Linked DNA regions of Homo sapiens: region 1 is linked to region 2. A link is an interaction called in ENCODE POLR2A ChIA-PET data of the cell type or tissue named here. Cell type or tissue: CD4-positive, alpha-beta T cell. All regions are shown on one strand. Links, peaks and the distances in the headings refer to the core of each region. The heading gives the core; the rest is flanking DNA. Region 1 holds the start of HENMT1 (HEN methyltransferase 1). Region 2 overlaps TMEM167B (transmembrane protein 167B).

Region 1 (11,485 bases), core at 4,140-8,139, 440 kb after region 2:
TATGGACCACCATGCCCAGCCTGGATACATTTCTAAGTATACAAATGTCAGAAACCTTTTCTCTTCATTTCATCTACCCCATCTTTGTGATCAGATCATCAACTTAGTGTTAGAGATCATTTTAGTTTTAAAAAACAATGGTAAATTTATACACTTCTTTACAAATTTTTTCACTTATCTCACCAGAATGACCCCCTGAAGTTGGTAGGTCTTATTAATCCTCATTCTATAGATAAGCAAACTGAGATGCAAGAAAAGTACTATATAGGTTAAAAAAAAAAAGCTCAATATTTTGGGGCCTTCAATGTGCTCAAAATATTTCCTCTCTGTATTAGTCCATTTTGTGTTGCTATAAGCGAATACCTGAAACTGGATGATTTATAAAGAAAAGTAGTTTATTTGGCTCATGATTCTGCAGGCTGTGCGTGAAGCATGGTACCAGCCTCCGCTTTTGGTGAAGGCCTCAGGAAGCTTCCATTCATAGCAGAAGGTGAAGGGAGCAGTTGTGCCATATGGCGAGAGGGGGAGCAAAAGCAGGGAGGGAGGTCCCAGACCTGCCCTCAACATTGAACATCAAATTTCAACATGAGATTTATAGGGGACAAATATCCAAATTATATTACTCTCTAACCATTTATCTCTTGAGAAGTCCTGCTCTCCCAAGTCCAGAGAGGCAGCCCTAAGTCCCTTGTGAGCCCAACCCTTTCTCTAACCCTTACACGTGATTGAACTAGGAAAGGAGACTTGGTCGAAATTAGCCCATCAGATTCTCTCTTGCGAAGTGGGACCTGGACCCACAGAACTACATCTGTTAAGTGTGAGAGTATTGCTGTAGACTCCAGAGCTGAGGTTACCACCTGCCCAAGGCCCTGCCGACCTGTATTGGGATAATGGAATTGTGATGGATAATTTTATGTGTTAAGTTGTCTGAGCCATGGGACTTAGATATTTGGTCAAATATTCTAAATGTTTCTGTGAAGGTTATTTATTTTTTTGTGGATGAGATTAATATTTAAATCAGTAAACTCTGAGCAAAGCAGGTTTCCCTCCATAATGTTACTGGGCCTCATCCAATCAGTTGAAGTCCTTGGTAGAGCAAAGCCTGACACCTCCCCTTTCCATCTACTCCTGCTTCCCCAGTGTTACCCAGCAAGAGGGAATTCTTCCAACCGACTTTGGACTTGAACTGCAACTCTTCTCTGGGTCTCCAGTCTGCCCATCTGCCTGCCCTACAGATTTTGGACTTGCACCTCCATAATTGCATGAGCCAACTCCTTAAAATAAGTCTTTCTTCACATATATACACATATCCTGTTGGCTCTGTTTCTCTGGAGAATGCTCACTGATGCAGGGATGATCAGATTGGTTGTGCTATTGTGGAAGTAGTAGTTTTCCTCTAGATGCTGATCCTGGCAGGGCAGATCCAGGTTTTGTGGGGCCTGAAGCTTATACAATGTCAGGGCCTGCTATAAGAAAAAGCATAAAGAATTATGGATATGAAATTACAACTTTGCATGTCTGACAACTGGAAGAATTTTCCAGACTCTTTTGGAATCATGCTTTTCAAATCTTATTTCTTCTTTGCTACTTTCATAGGTTCACAGCTGGCCCATAAAACACACTCATAGTGTGATTCAACTTCTGGCCCTGCACCTTCCCATCAGGATATGAGGCAGCTCAATGGCCATTCTTACACCGAGACAGCCAGCAATAATTTCACTACTGTGCAGAAAAAATATCCAACACTTGGAAATAGATTATTTCACAGTATTTAACATTTTCTAAAAAAAATTTATTTTTAATTTTGGAGACAAGGGCCGTTCCCAGGCTAGTCTCAAACTCCTGGCCTCAAGCAATCCTCCTGCCTCAGCTTCCCAAAGAGCTGGGATTACAGGCATGAGCCACTGCACATGGCTGACATTTTAGTAACATGCCAGAGAATTAAGCCTGTCTCTCAGGCATATGGCTCTCTTGGGGACTCTAACTTTCTCTGAGTCACTCCCTACAAACAAGAGAGTCCAAACAGTTAACAACCCTGAGAAGTTAGAGGTTAACTTGTAGAATATTGATAAGGTGAGAACGTTTTTGTTTCTTGCTTGGTAGAGAAGATGCTCCAAATGTGCTCTTATTGCTCCATAGGTGGTTATTCAGTTATGTACATAATTCAGTGTTATCAGTCAGCTTGGGTAGCTGTAACAAAATACCACAGACTGGATGGCTTAAACAACAAAAAATTATTTTCTTACAGTTCTGGAGGCCGGAAGTCTGAGATCACGGAGCTGGACTTTTATACATCCACACCGGTCAGTCATTAGCAAAGCACTACCTAGGAAAATGTAAATTTTCAGGCACTTCCCACTCTCTGTGCACATGGACAGAGCTGCTGTCTTCAGTCAGTTTAAATGGCTCACCGGGCCTGGAGGATTCACTTCCAACATGGCTCACTCACATGGCTGGCAAGACAAGGTGGTGCTGGCTGACAGCCTGGGATAGCGGGTGAGGGGGGATTGAGTTTTCTCCATGTGGGCCTCTCCGTGGGGCCCCTTAGTCTTCTTCGCAGATTGTCATTTGGGTTCCAAGAGTGGATGCGTTAAAAAACAGGAAGTAGAAGCTGCCAGTTTCTTAAGTCCTAGGCCCAAAAACTGGCAGAGGTATTCTATTCATTGGTGAAATCACAAAACCCATATAGATTCAAAAGGAAAAGAAATAGACCCCGTTTCTCTCAATAGGTGAGAAGGAATTCGTACATCTTAATCTGTTACAATCTTCCTTCTAGACACAAACTATTTACATTCCTCTTACATGGAATATACAATCACCCTCTTCTCAAGACCTCCAAATATTCCATCCTGTTAAGCATCAGGCTCAAACTGGCATCCAGAATAACTTAAAAAATTTTGTCAGGCGCGATGGCTCACGCCTGGAATCCCAGCACTTTGGGAGGCTGAGGCGGGCAGATCACTTGCGGTCAGGAGTTCGAGACCAGCCTGGCCAACATAGTGAAACCCTGTCTCTACTAAAAATACAAAAATTAGCTGGGCATGGTGGTGCGTGACTGTAATCCCAGCTGCTCATGAGGCTGAGGCAGGAGAATCGCTTGAACCTGGGAAGTGGAGGTTGCAGTGAGCCGAGATCACGCCACTGCACTCCAGCCTGGGTGACAGAACCAGACTCCGTTTTAAAATATTAAAAAATATTTTAAATTTTGAAATTAATTTTTTGTTAGACAGGGTCTCACTCTGTTGCCCAGGGAGTGCAGTGACATGATCACAGCTCACTGCAGCCTCAAACTCCCAGGCTCAAGCGATCCTCCTGCCTCAGCCTCCTGAGTACCTAGGAGTACAGGTGCCCGCCAGCATGGCCAGATAATGTTTTTTTTCTTTGTAGAGACAGGTCTCGCTATGTTGCCCAGGCTGGTTTTGAACTCCTAGCCTCAAGCCATCCTCCTGCCTCAGCCTCCCAAACTGCTGGGATTACAGTCATGAGCCACCTCACTCAGCCCAGGATAACTCTTGATTACCTATTGTGTGCCAGACACCTACACCTGCTGGACTGTAAAAGCTATGAAAGGATCTTTATCTGTCTTTTAAATTCAAACAAGTACTTGATCCATAATAAATACTCTATACACATTTACCAAATAAGTAATCATTTCTCATTTTTTAACTTAAAAAAACCCCCTAACACTCAGAGAGGATGCAACTTCCAAAGGTTATGCAGTAATAGTAAAATCTGGATTTAAGGCCTATTTGACTTAAAATCCACTCTAAAAGACGTTACATGGTCTATAACTCAGTAGGACTTACCTTGTGTACGAAGGAAAGATGAGTTATAATGACAAAATGAGATGACAAGGCTAAGCTATTAGCTGTGGGAAGGAACAGATGGTAGATGACAGCTTGAAGAAGTCAAAATTTGGTGATTGTCCAAGTGTGGGAAGGACAAAAATGGACAGAGCCAAGGATGATTTTTCAGACTCTAATAAGAGTAGGAGGCCAGGAGAATGATGAAATAGGCAAATTTGGAGAGGGAATGGACATGAGGAGCTCAAGTTCATAAATGGGCTAACCAGCAGGGGAGGCAAAAACCCTAGATCCAGGAATGCTGTATAGATGATAGCTTTTATGTTTTCCTTAAAATTTTTGAAACTGTGGTAAATATACATAAAACCACTTTAACAATTTTTAAGTTCAGTGGCATTCAGTGCAACCATCCTATCTACAAAACTTTTCCATCACCCATTAAACAACTCTCAATTCCCTCCTCCTCTCAGCCCGTAGCAACCACCATTCTACTTTGTCTCTATGAATTTGGCTACTCTAGGTACCTGATATAAATTGAATCATGCAGTATTTGTCCTTCCGTGACTGATTATATATCACTCAGCATATCATCATCAAGATTCATCCATGTGGCAGCAAATGTCAGAATTTCACTCCTTTTAAAGGTTGATTTTCCTGAAACTCTGATTGGAAAAATAAAGGCTGAATATTCCATTGTATGTATATCACATTTTGTTTATTCATCCTTTAATGGACATTTGGGTTGTTTCCACATTTTGGCTACTGTGAATAATGCTGTTACGAACTTTGGTGTACAAATACCTGTTTGAATTCCTGCTTTGAGTATATACCCAGAAGTGAATTTATTATTTAAACATTCTATTTTAAATTACATCCTGTAGTAAGGTGTACACTCCTTTAATGAAGTCTGCTAAAACTAGTTTCCCCAAGTCAACAGGAACCTCTCAAACTGTAATGTGAAATTATCACTGAGTGTTTTTTCTTTTTAGACATGGTCTGGTTCTGTCGCCCAGACTGGAGTGCAGTGGTGCAATCATAGCTCACTGCAGGCTCAGATTCCTGGGGTCAAGTGATCCTCCGGCCTCAGCCTCCCAAACAGTTGGGACCACAGGCAGGCACCACCATGCCCAGCTAATTTCTTTTTTTTTTTGGTAGAGACGGGGTCTCACACTCCGGGGCTCAAGTGATCCCCCAAAGTGCTGGGATTACAGGCGGAAGCCACGGTGCCGGGCCTTATGATTGAATTTTTGAAGCTTATTGTTAGTTATGTACTTCTTTACCTATGACACTAGACTCCCCAAAATGCCAAAAACAAGATTGGTGTAATTTATCATTGTGGTACCCTTAAGCTGTCAGCATAGTGCTTTGCATACAGCAGGCGTTAAATGTTTGAAAATACAGTTCCAATATATCATTTGTGGCATATTAATAGGCTATTAATTCAGTAGCAAAAACACCAGCTTTTGCATCTTTCAAAATATAAGTCAATCTTTTTTCCCTAAAGAAGGCAGCTTCGTCCCTCCCCTCACCCCCCTAATACTCTTCCATCATATACAGGAAAGAAAGTACTTATATATATTAAGTGGAGTCTCCAGAGGGAAGGATGGCAGGATACAATAACTTTTCCAAGAGATCAACAGTTCTATCCACAACACTCGGGGAAAACTATTTCGGGGGTCGGGTGGCGGTGGAGAGGGGGCGTTGGGAGCGGAAAGAACGTTTTTCTGAACGCAGGTGTCACTGGGCCAACTTCACCCAGCCTACATTCCTTTAAGGCCCCCGTGGACTGCTCTGGGATGAAAGCGGAGGCTGACTGGGACTCCAGCCGCCGGCCGCCTCGCGTGGAGCCTTGCTGCTCCTCTTGCCGCCTTCCGCTGGCCAGGACCGTTTTTAGGCCTTTGCCACGCCTCGGGAGCGCCACGAACTCAACAGCCGCCCAAGCCGCCTTCCGGCTCGCGGTCTGCGGACGCGCTCGGAGTTGGGGGCCTTCGCCAACAGCTGCCGTACCGTGCCGCGTCGCAGCCGCACGCTAGCGGGGTCAACGGCGCGGCAGGCGCAGGGGTCCTCGCCAAGGTTCGGAAGAGGACCTTGAAAATGGCTTCTGGGCATGCGCCACAGCGGCCGTTACGAGACGCAAAACCGACGCCTTGGAACTGAGAGCCTAGAGGGACGGAGCTCGGCGCACCATGAGGCTCCCGGGGCCCAAGGCCGACCGTGAGAGCGCACGAGGTTGGCGAGCCCCGCGGGGAGGCCGAGGCGCGGGTGCGGGCGCCGGCGTAGCCGCGGCGGTAGCGTCACGCAGCGAGGCCGTGCGTGCGCGGGCGTCAGGGCGGCGCTGAGTTGAGGACGCTGGCGGCTCCGCGACGAGCTTTGTTTTTTCGGTTGGGCATGCTGCTTACCGCAGGATGATGGAAGCGACGGCCCGTACAAAGACAGAAGCGTTGGTTTCAGTGAGCAGGGTTTCTTTTTCTTTTTCTTTTTTTTTTTTTGAGACGGAGTCTCGCTCTGTCGCCCAGGCTGGAGTGCAGTGGCGGGATCTCGGCTCACTGCAAGCTCCGCCTCCCGGGTTCATGCCATTCTCCTGCCTCAGCCTCCCAAGTAGCTGGGACTACAGGCGCCCGCCACTACGCCCGGCTAATTTTTTGTATTTTTAGTAGAGACGGGGTTTCACCGTTTTAGCCGGGATGGTCTCGATCTCCTGACCTCGTGATCCGCCCGCCTCGGCCTCCCAAAGTGCTGGGATTACAGGCGTGAGCCACCGCGCCCGGCCAGGGTTTCTTAATACAAGTTGGTGACTAACATGTTGCCTAGATTCCAGATTAAAGTCTAGTTGTTGGAGACACATGTGCAATAGAGAACTAAAATTTAAATTCAAGTTCGTGAGTGAATTGAATAGATGTTGGAGCATCTCTAGTTTATCAAGGACACTTTTTTTCCCCCTCGAAATTTCATTTTGACGATGTGTGGAAAAATTTTTGAAAAAATTTGAAGTTGAGGGTCTTAGCAATGAAATGGGCAGAACTCCTAAGATTGCTCCGTTTGTATCTAGTTGAACTATTCATGATAGTAAAGGGAAAGGATGGCTGTTTTCGCTCTTAGTAGGGTTTGACGTAGTGAAAAGTTACGCTTTCTGAGCCTGTTTGCGAATGTCTGAAAAAATACTGGATACATTCTGTGGATTAAATGGTAGTCCACATTTAATCCACAGATTGGCTATTGTGAATAATGCTATGAACTTCGGTGTATAAATATCTGTTCGAGTCCTGCTTTCGTGTTTTTTTTTTTTTTTTTGAGTACTCAGAGGTGAATTCATTATTTACTTTTAAGCGTTCTATTTAAATTATATACTGTAGTAAGGAGTAAGAAAGAGGCTTTCGTTCTTCCCTTCTGAACTAGGCAGCTATTTCTTTCAGGTATCGCTTTACAAAAACGGTTTTGTATTTATTACAGCTGAGTCAGTGCTGATTCTCTCAAATAGAGCTTGAAGGATAAATCTTCATTTTTGTTTCAACAAAACTTCGAAACAAAATGGAAGAAAATAATCTACAGGTAATGCCACCCTTCTTAGCTGCGTCTTTGACTCTTAAGAATTATCACCTGGATGTATTGTGAGATAATTGCAAACAAAATTGATCACATTTAGGTCCTAGCATTTCCCGGGGTGTTGGTTGAGGTAAACAAGGGTATACATAGATGAAAGAGTCACATTTGGTGTATGTAAGTAAAATAAATGTTTTTACTTTTATCACTAGGTGTTAAAGTAGCAAAATCTATTTTAAAAACACTCTAAGTAGTGTTCCCCAATGTGGTTGTGTATATGGATCACCTGGGGATTTTGTTAAGTTGCAGATTCTGTTTAAGGAGGTCTAGGGTGAGGCCCAAGCTTTTGTGTTTCTAAAGTTTCTAGGTGAAGATGCCACTGGTTTGGAAACCACATTGGGAGTACCTAGGGTGTAGCTCCCTGCTGTCCAGTAGCTACACATGGCAAGTGGGCACTTGAAATGTGGCTAGTGGAATTGAGGAACCGAACTTTAATTTTTTTTTTTTTTAAGACAGGGTCTTGCTCTGTTGCCCAGGCTGGAATGCACTTGCCCAGTCACGGTTAACTGCAACGCTGACCACCTGGGCTCATAACTTCATTTTTAATTTTAAGTTTAAAATTGGATATTTGATTACATTATTGGAAAAAAGTATGTTTGGAATAACTTGGGTATGTGCATGTATATTTTAAATGTAAAGTTTTTAAATCCAATACAGACAAGTATTTCTGATGAAGGTTTTGGAACTGAGACGCAGAAGTACAAAATATGTAGCACACTGGATTTTGAAGACTTAATGTGAAAAACAAGAATCTAAAATCTCTTATATTGATTTTATGTAAAAATTATATTTTCGATATATTGGTTTAAATATTCTAATTCCGATTATAATTCCAATTCTTGGGCTACAAGAAAGTTGCCTACTTGTATTTTATCTATTGGACAGTGCTACATCAGATATCAAATACCCTTTGGACTACTTTTATAATACTGCTGTATAGGAATAGTAACAGCTATTACAGATTAATCTTATAAATTCTGTTTTTTCTTGGGGTCATGTTAAAGAAAAAATTAGTCTGACTTTATTGAGGACTGTTGCAATAAGAACATTGCAAAGATGAAGAATTTGACCAGATAGGGTGATCAGATATCAGGGGTAGAAGATTCTGTCTAAACTGACTTAGAAGTATTCTTATTAAAACTGGGCTAGGCAGCCCAAAGATAGGATTGGGGCCAGGGTTTGAGGTCTATTCAAGAAGATGGCTCAGAGGAACCTGACTGAAGTTTGGTCAGTGAGAGAGTCTTTTGCTGGTGTGTTGGAATGTTCCTACAGATGCCCAACTACTCAGGAGGCCGAGGCCAGAGGATTGCTTGAGCCCAGGAATTTTAAACCAGCCTGGGCGACATAGTGAGATCCTCTCTCTCTCTTAAAAAGAGTGTTGGCTGGGTGTGGTGGCTTACACCTGTAATCCCAGCACTTTGGGAGGCCAAGGCGGGTGGATCACGAGGTCAGGAGTTCAAGAAGAGCCTGGCCAACATGGTGAAACCCGTCACTACTAAATACAAAAATTAGCCAGGCATGGTGGCGCATGCCTGTAATGTAATCCCAGCTACTCGGGAGGCTGAGGCAGGAGAATTGCTTGAATTGAGGGAGGCGGAGGTTGCAGTGAGCTGAGATCGCGCCACTGCACTCCAGCCTGGGTGACAGAGCAAGACTCCGTCTTGGGGGGAAAAAAAAAATATATATATATATATGTGTGTGTGTGTGTGTGTATATATGTGTGTGTGTGTGTGTGTGTGTGTACATATATATGTGTGTGTGTGTGTATATATATGTGTGTGTGTGTAAGTGTGTGTACATATATGTGTGTGTGTGTGTGTATATATATGTGTGTGTGTATATATATATAGTCAGTCATTATAAATATTTTCCAGCCTCCTGCCTACTTGGACCACAGGCTTTGGCGACTCACTCCACAAAAGGTCCCTTATGGTTAGGAGTCATCTAATTGTTTTCATTGAATACATTCATTGGTAATGTTCCCTTCAGCTGAAACTAAGCTATAGGGAGCATACAGCTAGATTCTCTCTTGTTAAAAGGCATGAGAGGATGCTTACATGAACTGTGGAGGAAATGCAGTGCTACCTAATGATTTTAGGACAAAGGGTATGTGAAGGCCAGTGTGTTTTTCAAAGTGATTGGGGGAAATAAAGTTTTTTTTTTTTTGCCCCTTATTTAATTTCTGAAGTCATGCATGATTTAGAACCTGTCTTTTTTTGTTTGTGAACTTCAGTGCAGTAGTGTGGTTGACGGTAATTTTGAAGAAGTTCCCAGGGAGACGGCAATTCAGTTTAAACCTCCACTATACAGACAGCGGTACCAGTTCGTTAAAAATTTAGTGGATCAACATGAGCCTAAGAAGGTAGGTATTTCTCTTTCCAAACATTTAATTATTAAGACTAGTAGACTAGTCATATGAGGTGTTTTGTCAAATGGATTAGTATGGAGAGACTTTTCACAGGGGTTATTGCAATAGGGAGAATGCCGTAACCACAAGATCTGCAGGTGTCTCAAGAGTTAAGCAAAAGGGGTTTTTCTTTTACTGGAGAAGTGAACAAAGCTAGAAACTAGGGAGGTGGGATGAGAGGGTGGTTTGAAAGGACAGTGGAATGGGGAGCCTTAAGGAGGGGGCTGTTTCCTCAGGCTGTAGTGCAGGGCCCTGGGGGAAGAAGTAAAGTTTGAATAAAGTATGGTTAAAAAAGGAATTTTCTTCCCATTGATCAGTGGGGACAAGTATTCATGATAATCATTTGAGGCAAAGAATGGAAACACAAGGAATCTTATCTAAGTTTTATGGAGGAGGGTGGTTTTTTGCAGTGAGCCCTTTCCTGGAACACAAAGCACAGGTGGATTCCTTTAGCAGATGCCAGAAACACAGGGCTCAGACAGAATTCAGCATTGTCAGGTTCAAATGTGAAGAAAATCTTAAGATTTTATAGTTGGATGTGATCTTGTAGGTACCGTACTTCTAGAGCATTTAGTTAGAATATCAGGCAAACTGGTATTGTAGCCACAGGTATTGTGGTTCTTTTAAAATTAGATGATAATGGGCCGGGTGCAATGGTTTACACCTGTAATTCCGGCACTTTGGGAGGCTGAGGCAGGTGGCTAGCTTGAGACCAGCCTGGCACCATAGTGAGACCCTGTGTCTACAAAAAATAAAATTAGCTGTGCATGGTGGTGCGTGCCTATAGTCCCAGTTACTCAGGAGGCTGAGGTGGGAGGATCCCTTGAGCCCAGGAGGTTGAGGCTGCAGTGAGCTGTTATCACCTGCATTCCAGCCTGGGCAACAGAGAAAGAGCCCGTCTCAAAAAGAAAATTAGATCATAATGAACCTACTCGGTTAACTTCAGAGTAAAGTCATAATTGCATATAATCTACATCCATCCATCCATACCTGGTTACTATACTAATGGATTGGATGTGAATTAGATGCGGGTAAGGTGAATTTCTAGATGAAAGCTTTCTTTTTCTGCTTGATGTTGAAGACTCAGTGAAGATTCCTGTGTGTGAAGGTTTCCCTTAACTCCACCACTACTGTTTCTACACTTGGACACAAAGGCGTAGGTATTAGTTTATATCTTTGTAGCCATCTAGGCATGTGTATTCAGGTAAAGCATCTAAAATTGGCTTTTTGGCAGCTCAGAGTTCAGTATGGAATTTCAGATGGTTTGAGGTAATTGTTTAATCAAATAAATGTGTGAGGGGTGAAAGCTAAGTTTTAGAAAGCTTTGTTTGCTGAAATATGCTGAGAATATTTGACTCCAAATTCTGATTCTGAATGGGAAAACTGTGTGTACGTAATTGTTTCTCATTAGTTCAATATAGACAATAACAGTTGTTCTGGAATAGGAATGGACCTTTCTATTTTAGTGTGATCAAATAGAAATTTGCCTATGGGCTTATAAAGTTTCAGGTTAGTGTGTGTGTGTGTGTGTGTGTGTGTGTGTGTGTGTGTGTGTGTAGCATCTTCTGCCAAAAAGATCCTTCCATATAATACTTTCATTATTTTATTACTGATATATACTCCACTCTCTCCTCCTCAAAAAAAAGTTTTTGATCATACTTCTCTTGCTATAAAT
Region 2 (11,485 bases), core at 3,581-7,580:
GATCTCGGGTCACTGCAACCTCTGCTTCCCGGGTTCAAGTGATTCTCCTGCCTCAGCCTCCTGAGTAGTAGGGACTACAGGCACACGCCACCACGCCTGGCTAATTTTTGTATTATTAGTAGAGACAGGGTTTCACCATGTTGGCCAGGGTGGTCTTGAACTCCTGACTCATGATCCACCCACCTCAGCCTCCCAAAGTGCTGGGATTACAGGTGTGAGCCACCACGCCCGGCCTCCACTTGACTACTCTTAAAACACGGGAAGGAAATTACCCATCTCGTAGAAACTAGTCCTTTGGGGTATATTTGCAACTTGGAAAATCATATCTTGCTGATGAAGATTTAGGACACAACAGCAGTCTTTGGTAGGATACAGATATTCATATTTTGTAAACTGAAGTCACTCCAACCATACAGAGCCATCCATTCAACACTGCCAGCAAACCTTTATGTGCCAGGAACTGAGCTAAGTGTTGAGGAAACAAAAATGGACATGAGCTACCTTGTATTTTCAGAAGCTCCAAATAACATCAGTATTTATGCTAAGGTCACACTTAAGAGATTTAGCCGTCCTGGGTTTAGGCATTTGCTGGGCTTTACTTTTCCTTGGTTCCATCTCCCTGGTCCTGACTCGCCACTGTTAATCTCTAACTCTGCTATTTGTCCTTGCCTGGGAGTCAACTCCCTTTCCTTTGTGTCAATTCGTGCTGTGATATATAGCCCTGATTCTTATAAACATGGTTCAAAAACCTGGTGCTTGGGTTTGCAGTACCTAAAAACTGATGTATTCAGTGATTTCCAAAATTACAAGTCACTCACAGGGACCTGCTGTGTCATAAAAAAGATTGGACAAGAATGGCAAACCTTTTAGAATATTGCACAATAGGTGTGATGGCTCATGCTTGTAATGCCAACACTTTTAGCTGAGGCATGAGGAACACTGGAGCCCGGGAGATTGAGCCTGCAGTGAGCCATGATGGAGCCACTGCGCTCCAGCCTGGGCAACAGAGTGAGACCCTGTCTCAAAACAATTAAATAAGTAGTTTTCTAAGCTAAAAAAGAGAGAAAGGTTTGGGAAAGGCAGATTTAAGATCAAAGAGATCCGCGAGAGTATGGTACCCAGGTCTAGGTGGTGGGGGATATACTGCTCAACTCCACTGAGAGGGCCATCACCATCGGTTTGTCAAAGAGATCTGCCTGATCATGCCGGAAACGCTCTCCCAGTCTTCCCAGGGGAGAGTCATGACCATTCCATACCAGCCCATGCCGGCCAAGTCCCCAGTCATCTGCGCGGGCGGCCAAGATCGTTGCAGCAAGGCTGTGGGCTACCCCCGAGGCACCCGTGACCTGGAGGGACCACCTCTAGATGCCTACTCGATTCAAGGACAACACATCATTTCTCCGCTTGATCTGGCCAAGCTGAACCAGGTGGCAAGACAACAATCTCACTTTGCCATGATGCACGGCGGGACCGGATTCACCCGAATTGACTCCAGTTCTCCAGAGGTGAAAGGCTAAGCAAGTTTGGATACATCTACTCAAACTATGGAGGGGCGCGGTGGCTAACTTCTGTAATCCCAGCACTTCAGGAGGCCGAGACAGGCAGATCACTTGAGGTCAGGAATTCGAGAACAGCCTGGCCAACATGGCGAAACCCCATCTCTACCAAAAATACAAAAATTAGCCGGGTGTAGTGGAGGGCGCCTGTAATCCCAGCTACTTGGGAGGCTGAGGCAGAATCGCTTGAATCTGGGAGGCGGAGGTTGCAGTGAGCTGAGATTGTGCCACTGCACTCCAACCTAGGTGACAAAGCAGGACTCCGTCTAAAAAAAAAAAACAACCAAGGCTGGACGCGGTGGCTCACGCCTGTAATCCCAGCACTTTGGGAGGCCGAGGCGGATCACGAGGTCAGGAGATCCAGACCATCCCGGCTAACATGGTGAAACCCCGTCTCTACTAAAAATACAAAAAAAAAAAAAAAAAAAAACTAGCCGGGCATAGTGGCGGGCGCCTGTAATCTACTCGGGAGGCTGAGGCAGGAGACTGGCGTGAACCCGGGAGGCAGAGCTTGCAGTGAGCCCAGATCACGCCACTGCACTCCAGCCTGGGCTACTGAGCGAGACTCCGTCTCAAAAAAAAAAAAAAAAAAAAACAACCAAACAAAAATCTACTCAAACCACCCACAAATTCACCATTCCAGATAACTTAATTGGCTGTGTAATCGGCCCCCAAGGCGCCAACATTAATGAGATCCGCCGGATGTCCGGGGCCCAGATCAAAACTGCCAACCCAGTGGAAGGGTCTTGATAGGCAGGGTACCATCAGGGGCTCTGCTGCTAGTGTCAGTCTGGGCCAGTATTTAATCAATGCCAGGCTTTCCTCTGAGAAGGGTACGGAGCGCAGCTAGAATAGTGTAGGTTCCCTCAATAACCCCTTTGTGCTGTTTTCCCATGATCCAACTGTGTAGTTTCTGGTGAGTGATTCCAGCTTTTAAATAATTTGTAAGTGTTCAGTTTCTACACAACATCATCTGCTAAGAATTTTAAAATCACATTCTCTGTTCAGCTGTTAATGCTGGGAACCATTTTTAATTTTATAAGCTTTTCCCTGTTTTTAGTTTTGTTTTGGGCTTTTTGGGTCATGAATTTTATTTGTCGATAAAATATTTAAGAGTGAAATGTTAATAAGTTTCACTTTAGTTCTGTAATATCAAGAATTTAAGAATTGGCTGGGCGCGGTGGCTCATGCCTGTAATCCCAGCACTTTGGGAGGCTGAGACCAGGAGATCACAAGGTCAGGAGTTTGCGACCAGCCAGTTCGATACCAGCCTGGCCAACATGGTGAAACCTTGTCTCTACTAAAAATACAAAAATTAGCTGGGTGTGGTGGCACACGCCTGTAATCCTAGCTACTCGGGAGGCTGAGGCAGGAGAATCGCTTGAACCCGGGAGGTGGAGGTTGCAGTGAGCCGAGACGGAGCCACTGCACTCCAGCCTGGGCGACAGAGTGAGACTGCATCCAAGGGAAAAAAAAAAAAAATTAAGAATTAAAACAAGCCAGGCACAGTGGTTCATGCCTGCAATCCCAACACTTTCGGAGGCTGAGGTAGGTGGATCACCTGATGTCAGGAGTTCCATACCAGTCTAGCCAACATGGTGAAACCCCATCTCTACTAAAAATACCAAAAAATTAGCCGGGTGTGGTGGTGGGCGCCTGTAACTCCAGCTACTTGGGAAGCTGAGGCAGGAGACTCCCTTTAACCCCAGAGGGGGAGGTTGCAGTGAGCTGAGATGGGGCCACTGCACTCCAGACTGGTCAACAGGAGCGAAACTCTGTCTAAAAAAAAAAAAAAGTAAAATAAAAAAAGGAAAAATAATAGAATATCGTGCAATAAATTCCCATTTCTAATTAAGTTTGACAACATAATTGCTGAGCAATTCAGATATGAAAGGGCTTCTTTCAGGCACTCAGGTGGAGGGTCCTTAAGCCAAACTGTTAAGAGTCCCCTTCCAGCCAGGCGCGGTGGCTCACGCCACCCAGCACTTTGGAATTACAATCCCAGCACTTTAGAAGGCTGAAGTGGGTGGATCATCTGAGGTCAGGGGTTCAAGACCAGCCTGGGCAACATGGTGAAACCCCGTTTCTACTAAAAATACAAAATTAGCTGGGCGTGGTGGTGCGTGCCTGTAGTCCCAGCTATTTGGGAGGCTGAGACAGAAGAATTGCTTGAACCCGGGAGGTGGAGGTTGCAGTGAGCCAAGATCGCGCCACTGCACTCCAGCCTGGGCAACAGAGTGAGGCTCCGTCTCTAAATAAATAAATAAATAGAGTCCCCTTCCACCCAGACTTTCCGACCTATTCACATATCTGCTGCCAAGTGGCTATATGAAGTTTCAGATCTCATTATTTAGAGTGGCTTAAGGTGGCAGAGGCATGACTACCTGGATAATCACATTATGGAGGTTGAGATACTAAACATCAAAAAAAGGCATTTGCTTTTAAAAACATGGATTCCTAGACCTCCCTGATAATTCTAATTCAGTATATTCCAGGAGTGTCCCTGGAACATTTCATGTTCTCTTAATGGACATATACATGTATAAGGACATACTAGACAGTGTGTGTATAACCCTTAGCGGCAGATGCTGTACCATGCCGTTAGCCCTGGGGATACAAGTGTTGGTAGCATACAAAAAATGTCAAGCCGGCCGGGCGCCGTAGCTCACGCCTGTAATCCCAGCACTTTGGGAGGCCGAGGTGGGTGGATCACCAGGTCAGGAGATCGAGACCATCCTGGCTAACATGGTGAAACCCCGTCTCTACTAAAAAATACAAAAATTTAGCCGGGCGTGGTGGTGGGCGCCTGTAGTCCCAGCCACTCGGGAGGCTGAGGCAGAATGGCGTGAACCCGGGAGGCGGAGCTTGCAGTGAGCCGAGATCGTGCCACTGCACTCCAGCCTGGGCGACAGAGCAAGACTCCGTCTCAAAAAAAAAAAAAAAAAAAAAGTCAAGCCAAGCCTAAAGAAAAACAAGGAGAGGACTGGCGTTATGGCGTGCACTGATAGTCCCAGCTACTGGGCAGGCTGAGGTAGGAGAATCTCTTGAGCCTGGGAGGTCGAGACTGCAGTGAACTATGATTGCGCCACTGCACTCCAGCCTGAGAAACAGAGTGAGACCGTTTCAAAAAAAAAAAAGAAAGAAAGAAAAACTAAAAAAGGGGCCGGGCGCGGTGGCTCATGCCTGTAATCCCAGCACTTTGGGAAGCCGAGGCGGGCGGATCACTTGAGGCTGGAGTTCGAGACCAGCCTGGCAAAACATGGTGAAACCCCGTCTCTACCAAAAGATACAAAAATTAGCCGAGCGTGGTGACGCGCGCCTGTAGTTCCACCTATTCGGGAGACAGAGATGTGAGGATCGCTTGAGCCAAGGAGGTCGAAGTTGCAGTGAGCCGATATTGCGGTTCTGCACTCCAGTCTGGGCGACAGAGCAAGACCCTGTCTCAAAAAAAAAAAAAAAGGAACAAAAGAAAAAAGAAAAACAAGGAGAAATGGGAAAGTGGGAGGAAAGTATATCAGCGGCCAAAAAGGCCTCCGCGACCTTCCAGCTCCAGGGGGAGGGGCAGCGGCTCATTTACCCTTGGCCACCGCGCTCAGCATCCCCGCCCGCCGCCGCCGTTCACGTGCTCGCCCCTACGCCACCGGCAGCCCGCAGCCCGGTGGCCGTGCCCAGATCAGAATCGCCTCGATAATCAGTGGCCGGGGACAAGCCCGGCCTCGTCTATCTGATCAATTCATCACTTCTGAGCGCCGGGCCCCGCAGGGCCAGCTCCGGGACCTCGGGGACCACAGCGTGGCCGCCGCCTAAGGGGCCTCGCTGCACAGCGCCCCGAGGGGGCTTCGCAGGAGGAGAGCTTTTCATTTCGGGTCGGCCCGGCGGGGCTGGGGTCACGATCCGATCAAATAAGATCAAAGTGTAAGCGGGAGGAGGGGCGCAGGGGTGGGCGCACGCACTCGCCTAACACGCTCCAAGCGCGCACACTCACACACTCACGCGTCCACTCACACTCACCCTGCACGCGCCTCACACGCGACGCCACAGCTCCGCACACAACACCCAGGACCCAGGCCGCTCTCCCTCCCTAAAACAGCGGAAGTCCGCTCCCCCCGCGACTTTTAAGCTCTCCGCCCCCTCCCGCGCCTTGGAGGATTCTGGGAGAAACCACCGAGCACAGGCGGACGAGTCCTGAGGAAGGGGGTGTTCCTCAGAGTGCGCGCGTTGCTGCCCTCGCGTGGCTCGGAGGGGAACATAGGTCCCAGGAAAAGGCAGTACTAATTTCCACCTTACAGAATCGTGGTTTTTTTTTTTTGGAGACCCGTTCTTGCTGTGTCGCCCAGGCTGGAGTGCAGTAGCGCGAACACGGCTCATTGCTCCTAGATCAAGTGATCCTCCCACCTCAGCCTCCTGAGTAGCTGGGACCACAGGCGATGGCCACGGCACTTAGCCTTTTGACCTTTGTATAACTACATAGTTATATACATATCTTTAGTTTTTCTGTGATCGTGACTTTAATTTGTCTTCAATTTCTTTCTTTCTTTTTGAAATGGAGACTCGCTCTGTCGCCCAGGCTGCAGTGCAATGGCACGGTCTCGGCTCACTGCAACCTCTGCCTCCCGGGTTCAAGTAATTCTCCTGCCTCAGCCTCCGGAGTAGCTGGGATTACAGGGGTCCGCCACTATGCCTGGCTAATTTATGTATTTTTAGTAGAGATAGGGTTTCATCATGTTGGCCACGCTGATCTCGAACTGCTGACCTCGTGATCCGCCCGCCTTGGCCTCCCACAGTGCTGGGATCACAGGCGTGAGCCACTGCGCCCGGCCCAATTTCTTTCTTTTTTTTATAGACGGAGTCCAGCTCTGTCACCCAGGCTGGAGTGCAGTGGTGCGATCTCGGTTCACTGCAACCTCCACCTCCTGTGTTCGAGCGATTCTTCTGCCTCAGCCTCCCAAGTAGCTGGGATTACAGACGCCCGCCACCACGCCCGGCTAATTTTTGTATTTTTAGTAGACTTGGGGTTTCACCGTGTTGGCCAGGCTGGTCCTGAACTCTTGACCTCAGGTGATCCGCCCGCCTCAGACTCCCAAAGTGCTGGGATTACAGGTGTGAGCCACCGCGCCCGGCCTTAAATTTTTTTGAGACGGAGTTTCGTTCTTGTTGCCTGGGCTGGAGTGCCATGGCGTGATCTCGGTTCACCGAAACCTCCGCCTCCCGGGTTCAAGCAATTCTCCTGCCTCAGCCTCCCAAGTAGCTGGGATTACAGGCATGTGCCACCACGCCCTGCTAATTTTGTATTTTTAGTAGAGTTAGAGTTTCTCCATGTTGGTCAGGCTGGTCTCGAACCCCCGACCTCAGGTGATCTGCCTGCCTCGGCCTCCCAAAGTGCTGGGATTACAGGCATGAGCCACCGCGCCCAGCCCTTTTTAAATATGATTCAACTTCAGGATATTCATAGGTGAGTGACTTCTTTTCCAAGAAGACATCAATCTCTGGTCATTACCATGGGGAGCATCAGCTTCCCCAGTAGCCCCTTCTCCCTAGGGAGAAGGCAAACATCATTTTACCAAAGGGAAAGGTAAGGAATAGAGTACGTATGTATGTATGTATGTATGTATGTACTTATTTGAGACAGGGTCTTGCTCTGTCTCCTATGCTGGAGTGCAGTGGTACAATCATGACTCACTGCAGCCTCAACCTTCTGGGCTCAATTGATCCTCCCACCTAAGCCTCCCAAGTTGCTGGGACCACAGGTAACACCTGGCTACTTTTTTTCTTTTTTTTTTTTGAGGAGTCTCGCTCTGTGACCCAGGCTGGAGTGCAGTGGTGCCATCTGGACTCACTGCAACCTCCGCTTCCCAGGTTCAAGCGATTCTCCTGTCTCAGCCTCCTGAGTAGCTGGGATTACAGGTGCGTGCCACCATGCCCAGCTAATTTTTTGTATTTTTAGTAGAGACGAGGTTTCACCGTGTTAGCCAGGATGGTCTTGATCTCCTGACCTTGTGGTCCATCAGCCTCAGCCTCCCAAGTGCTGGGATTACAGGCATGAGCCACCGCATCAGGCCCACACCTGGCTACTTTTTAAAACACATTTTTGTAGACAGAGGTCTCACTACGTTGCCCAGTCTGGTCTTAAACTCCTGGGCTCAAGCGATCCTCTTGCCTTGGTTTCCCAAAGTGCTGGGATTATAGACTTAAGCCACTGCACACAGCCAAGAATACTGTATTTAAATCCAAATATTAGGAAGTCAGGATATCTATGAAATGGGTACAGATAGGAAGGCATATTCCTGTCCCCACTTAGAGAGCCCTAAGTCTGCCCACAACTTAATGCTGTGGCACCCAAATTTTTGAGCCTTCATTTATGGTCATATCTATTAAAACATACGTTGACTTCCAAGTTCCAGAATGAGTAGAGTGTAAAATAGCAGTGGTTATATAAGCAGAATTAGCTCCTCTCACATTAGAAAGCATAATTTTAATGGCTCAATTCCTTCTTTTTCCTTTTTCAATGAAATGGGTGTTGGGGGGTAGAAATCAGAAGAATTTTGGAGAGTAGTACAAAATGATTTAAGTTCTAATTTGTACTTGTGCCAGTCTCACCAGGCACTTGAAATAAACAAATAAGGGGGAAAGTACCCATTGTATGTGCCAGAATCCCGCTGGCTCAAGGATTTTTTTTATTTTTTATTTTTTTTTTGAGACGGAGTCTCGCTCTGTCACCTAGCCTGGAGTGCAGTGACACATTCTTTTTTCGTATTTTTAGTAGAGACAGAGTTTCACCATGTTGGGCAGACTGGTCTCGAACACCTAACGTCAAGTGATCCACCCGCTTCAGCCTCCCAAAGTCTGGCTCAAGGATTTTCTAGGTGTCTGGCTGGTTAACTTGTTAACTTCATTTGAATGAAGATGTTTATGACTGTTTAGAGCAGATGATACTTGTATTTTAATAGCAATAGCAGATGGAATGTATTGGGGGTGCTATCTACCTTATTTCATTCATATACCTCAATACTTATTCATTCACATATATATGAATATCTTATTCGTATATATATGAAAACTTACTACATGCATTTATATTTAGTTATATATATCTCAGCATATCATATATACATATATATATCTAGTTATAGATATCTCTAGATATATCTGTCTCAGCTGCCCTAAAGGAGAAAACTAGGCCATCATAGATTCTTAACTATATAATACATTCAATGCTCTCACAATGGGATAACAGGAATGATGGTATTTACTAATGTGAACTAAAAAGGTAGGCTATGAACTGAACCCAGGGGAGGACTGAACAAACTTCAATAAATTCAGCATGTGACAAATAAATTGACAAAGACTGTAGGGAAAAAAAGGTTTATTTTCAAGGATTTGTGCAGACAATGGTGAATAAAAAATTGTATTTCAACTATAAAAAGGAGCTGACTTCATTCCACCCTGGCCTACAGGGTTTATGGTGATGCCAGTTTGAATCTGAGGCAATACTGCTATCCCCATTCCTCCACCTGTAAAAGATTCCCCCAGAGGAATAACATTCTATAACTTTTAGTCAAAAATATGTAAGACACATCAAACAAAGTAATGAGTTAAACAAGTTTCTGCTTATCTGCTTAGGGAAAGTCAAGAAATGAAACAAATGTATATTTGTTTCTGGCTGTAAATTACCTTTACCTTGTGCACTTTTTGGTACATTCTGGTATGAAAACCTCTCAAAATGTAACAACACAAGAGTTTGGGTCAAGACGACCCACCCAGGAGGCTGTAAAAACTGGTTTGAACTAGAACTGTGGAATGGAACTAGTTTAAAATATGAAGCAGCTCTAAACACCAAGCTTAGAGACATTTGCCCTATTAGAAAACAAAAATCATTAAAGCTACAAAATAACAAGTGCAAACATGCTGAACCTGTTTCCAGGGAGTGACATTCCCTTCTGCCAACAGGTCCCAAACTCACACCCACAAGGTGTAACTCTCTTTCCTGTTCCACTAGATTTCCTTTCTCTCATCTCAAAGGTCCTCAGAAATGACAATGGAAAACGTATGAATTGTTGAAATTTACCCTGTGGACCAATTCCTGAAGAGATAACAGCCACAACTCTGAGATGATTAGACATGCAGTGTTTACTTGATGACTTTCTGTATTTCTAGAAACCCTCAAAGCATTAAACTGCCTATTTCAAAATCTAAACTTCCTAGCAGCTTTTATTATTTGGAGTAAGCAGACAGAAGACAATTTACTGCCACACAGGAATCAACCACAGCTAACTTGTCCACCATTAAGTTTTACGGTAATGGACAATTCAACTGGAAGACCCATGTCTATGCTTGCTTATAATAATTTAATTTTAGACCTACTCTTTTTTTTTAAATAGAGAAGTTCTAGACATCCAACAGCTGATCCTTCCATAGATATAAGCAGGGAATGGAGAAGTCTTCCTGCCAAATGCTGAGCCATCTAAAATGGTCTGCTCAGGAGTTACTAACTCCATGGCAAAGTACTTCAGTATCAATTGCAAAGTTCTGTTTTCTTCTACTTCAGGAAACAACCTCATTTGATTTGTGGACCCTATGAACTGTCCAAACACACTGATGAATATCAGCAACTTCTCTCATTTGAATTTCTCATGTCCTTAAAGTAAATAGAATTTCCAGAGACAACTAAAGAGCAATGCAATATGAAGAAAATTAAAATTTGGCTAAGAAAAATAAGTAATCAACTAAAAATTGCCATAACACTCAGACTTAAACAGAAAATAAGTTTGTTGTCTTTTATAAGATGACAAAACTTCAATCTAACATCACAAGTTCTTATACTAGATGAATTTACTAGTATATGAATCAATATACTAGATTTCTTTCTTCTACCCCAACTGCAAATATACTAAACAATTATTTCTTCAATAGTTTCTTTTTCCCCTAGTCGTGGCATTTAAAACTGAGTAACAGTATTTAGCACTAAGTAAATTTAGAAAATATAAAAAGGTTTTACGAAATAGCAATAGTTGATTCATTTTTCATATACCATCTGATCAAGTGAAGTCTCCATTTGAGGATACTGGTGAACAGAAAGATTTTTTCTTGTCTAAGCCACTGCTTTCTGGTCTCATCACACAGATAATTCTCAAATTTTATGTAGGCCCAGATTTTCTTGGCAAAACTCTCAAGATACCAGCACATAACACAGCTACTTCATCTGTTCTCTTTTTGCAATGAGCACTATGCCTCTCTTTTATGTTCCCGGATGGGTACATGAAAGATAAATTTCTAAAGCCAAAGAATTTCTTGGCATTTCATAACTGTTTCCCACCCAGCATCCCCTCCCCAATTTGCCAGATCCAAATCAAAGAGTGAAAAGAAGTCTTGAAAATTCTCTCTCTTCAAAAGAAGTCTGAACACAGCCTAGTTCCTTCCCTAATGAGCCTCAGTTTGAAAAGATCCTGATGAGGAGCTGAAGAACAAAACAGGATGACAGGTTTTTATGAAGGAGGTATGTAATCTTATCACCGAGGGGTGTAATTTATCCGGACATTATATGCACTCTGCCAAGGACTGATTTACACATAGATCAAAGGAAGCTGGCTTTCTGTAGTCCCCTGAAGCATAAATAATGTTCGTGACCATGAGTTTTCCCCACATATAGCAGGGGCAGATGCTGTGGTGTCATCCTGGGGACCGATGATTTCAGCTGAACTCTCCTACACTGGGTTCAGGTCTCCAACAGGTTCTTCATCCCCGTCCCCTTGGTTGGCAGTTGATGACTTGGGTGCTTTGGAATTCATTTTATAAACAGGACGTAAAAGGCCATTACAACACAAGCAATTGCCACAGCAGCATGCAGCCTGGTTCCAATCACAGCGGCTAGCAGGCAAAAGAGAGAAGAAATCACACCCTGCCCTTCACCGAAGTCCTCACTTTCAAGGTGA

What was found. ChIA-PET counts read pairs that join two places held together with the same protein. Peaks named below come from ENCODE experiments on the same cell type or tissue, not always from the same donor. Only the 100,000 strongest peaks of a DNase experiment are listed, where the experiment ranks them.
Region 1: POLR2A ChIA-PET joins it to region 2 with 10 read pairs; 3 of 35 experiments call an interaction of 5 or more read pairs at or near these places.

Annotation. Positions count from the first base shown.
Region 1 is chr1:108,655,731-108,667,215 of GRCh38, reverse strand. HENMT1 (HEN methyltransferase 1) reads left to right here and starts at 6,123. Exons shown (of 8, transcript NM_001102592.2): 1 at 6,123-6,253; 2 at 7,254-7,352; 3 at 9,637-9,765. The coding sequence starts at 7,332. LOC105378890 (a long non-coding RNA gene) reads right to left here and starts at 2,949. Exons shown (of 2, transcript XR_947679.3): 1 at 2,247-2,949; 2 at 375-1,466. RefSeq lists enhancers at 5,226-5,814, 5,815-6,404 and a silencer at 5,990-6,159. In CD4-positive, alpha-beta T cell, for the core only: no CTCF peak of the experiment used is centred there; a DNase peak (open chromatin) is centred at 6,005; H3K4me3 peaks cover 1,844 bases; H3K27ac peaks cover 2,149 bases.
Region 2 is chr1:109,094,352-109,105,836 of GRCh38, reverse strand. TMEM167B (transmembrane protein 167B) reads right to left here. Exons shown (of 3, transcript NM_020141.4): 3 at 8,903-11,420. The coding sequence ends at 11,338. It also overlaps SCARNA2 and the pseudogene LOC100420092. Among named protein-coding and RNA genes, the nearest start is that of TMEM167B, 9.3 kb to the right of the region's middle. RefSeq lists enhancers at 3,844-4,602, 5,363-6,122, 6,123-6,882. In CD4-positive, alpha-beta T cell, for the core only: CTCF peaks have their summits at 5,587 and 5,787 (motif pointing left); DNase peaks (open chromatin) are centred at 5,166 and 5,706; H3K4me3 peaks cover 1,721 bases; H3K27ac peaks cover 1,175 bases.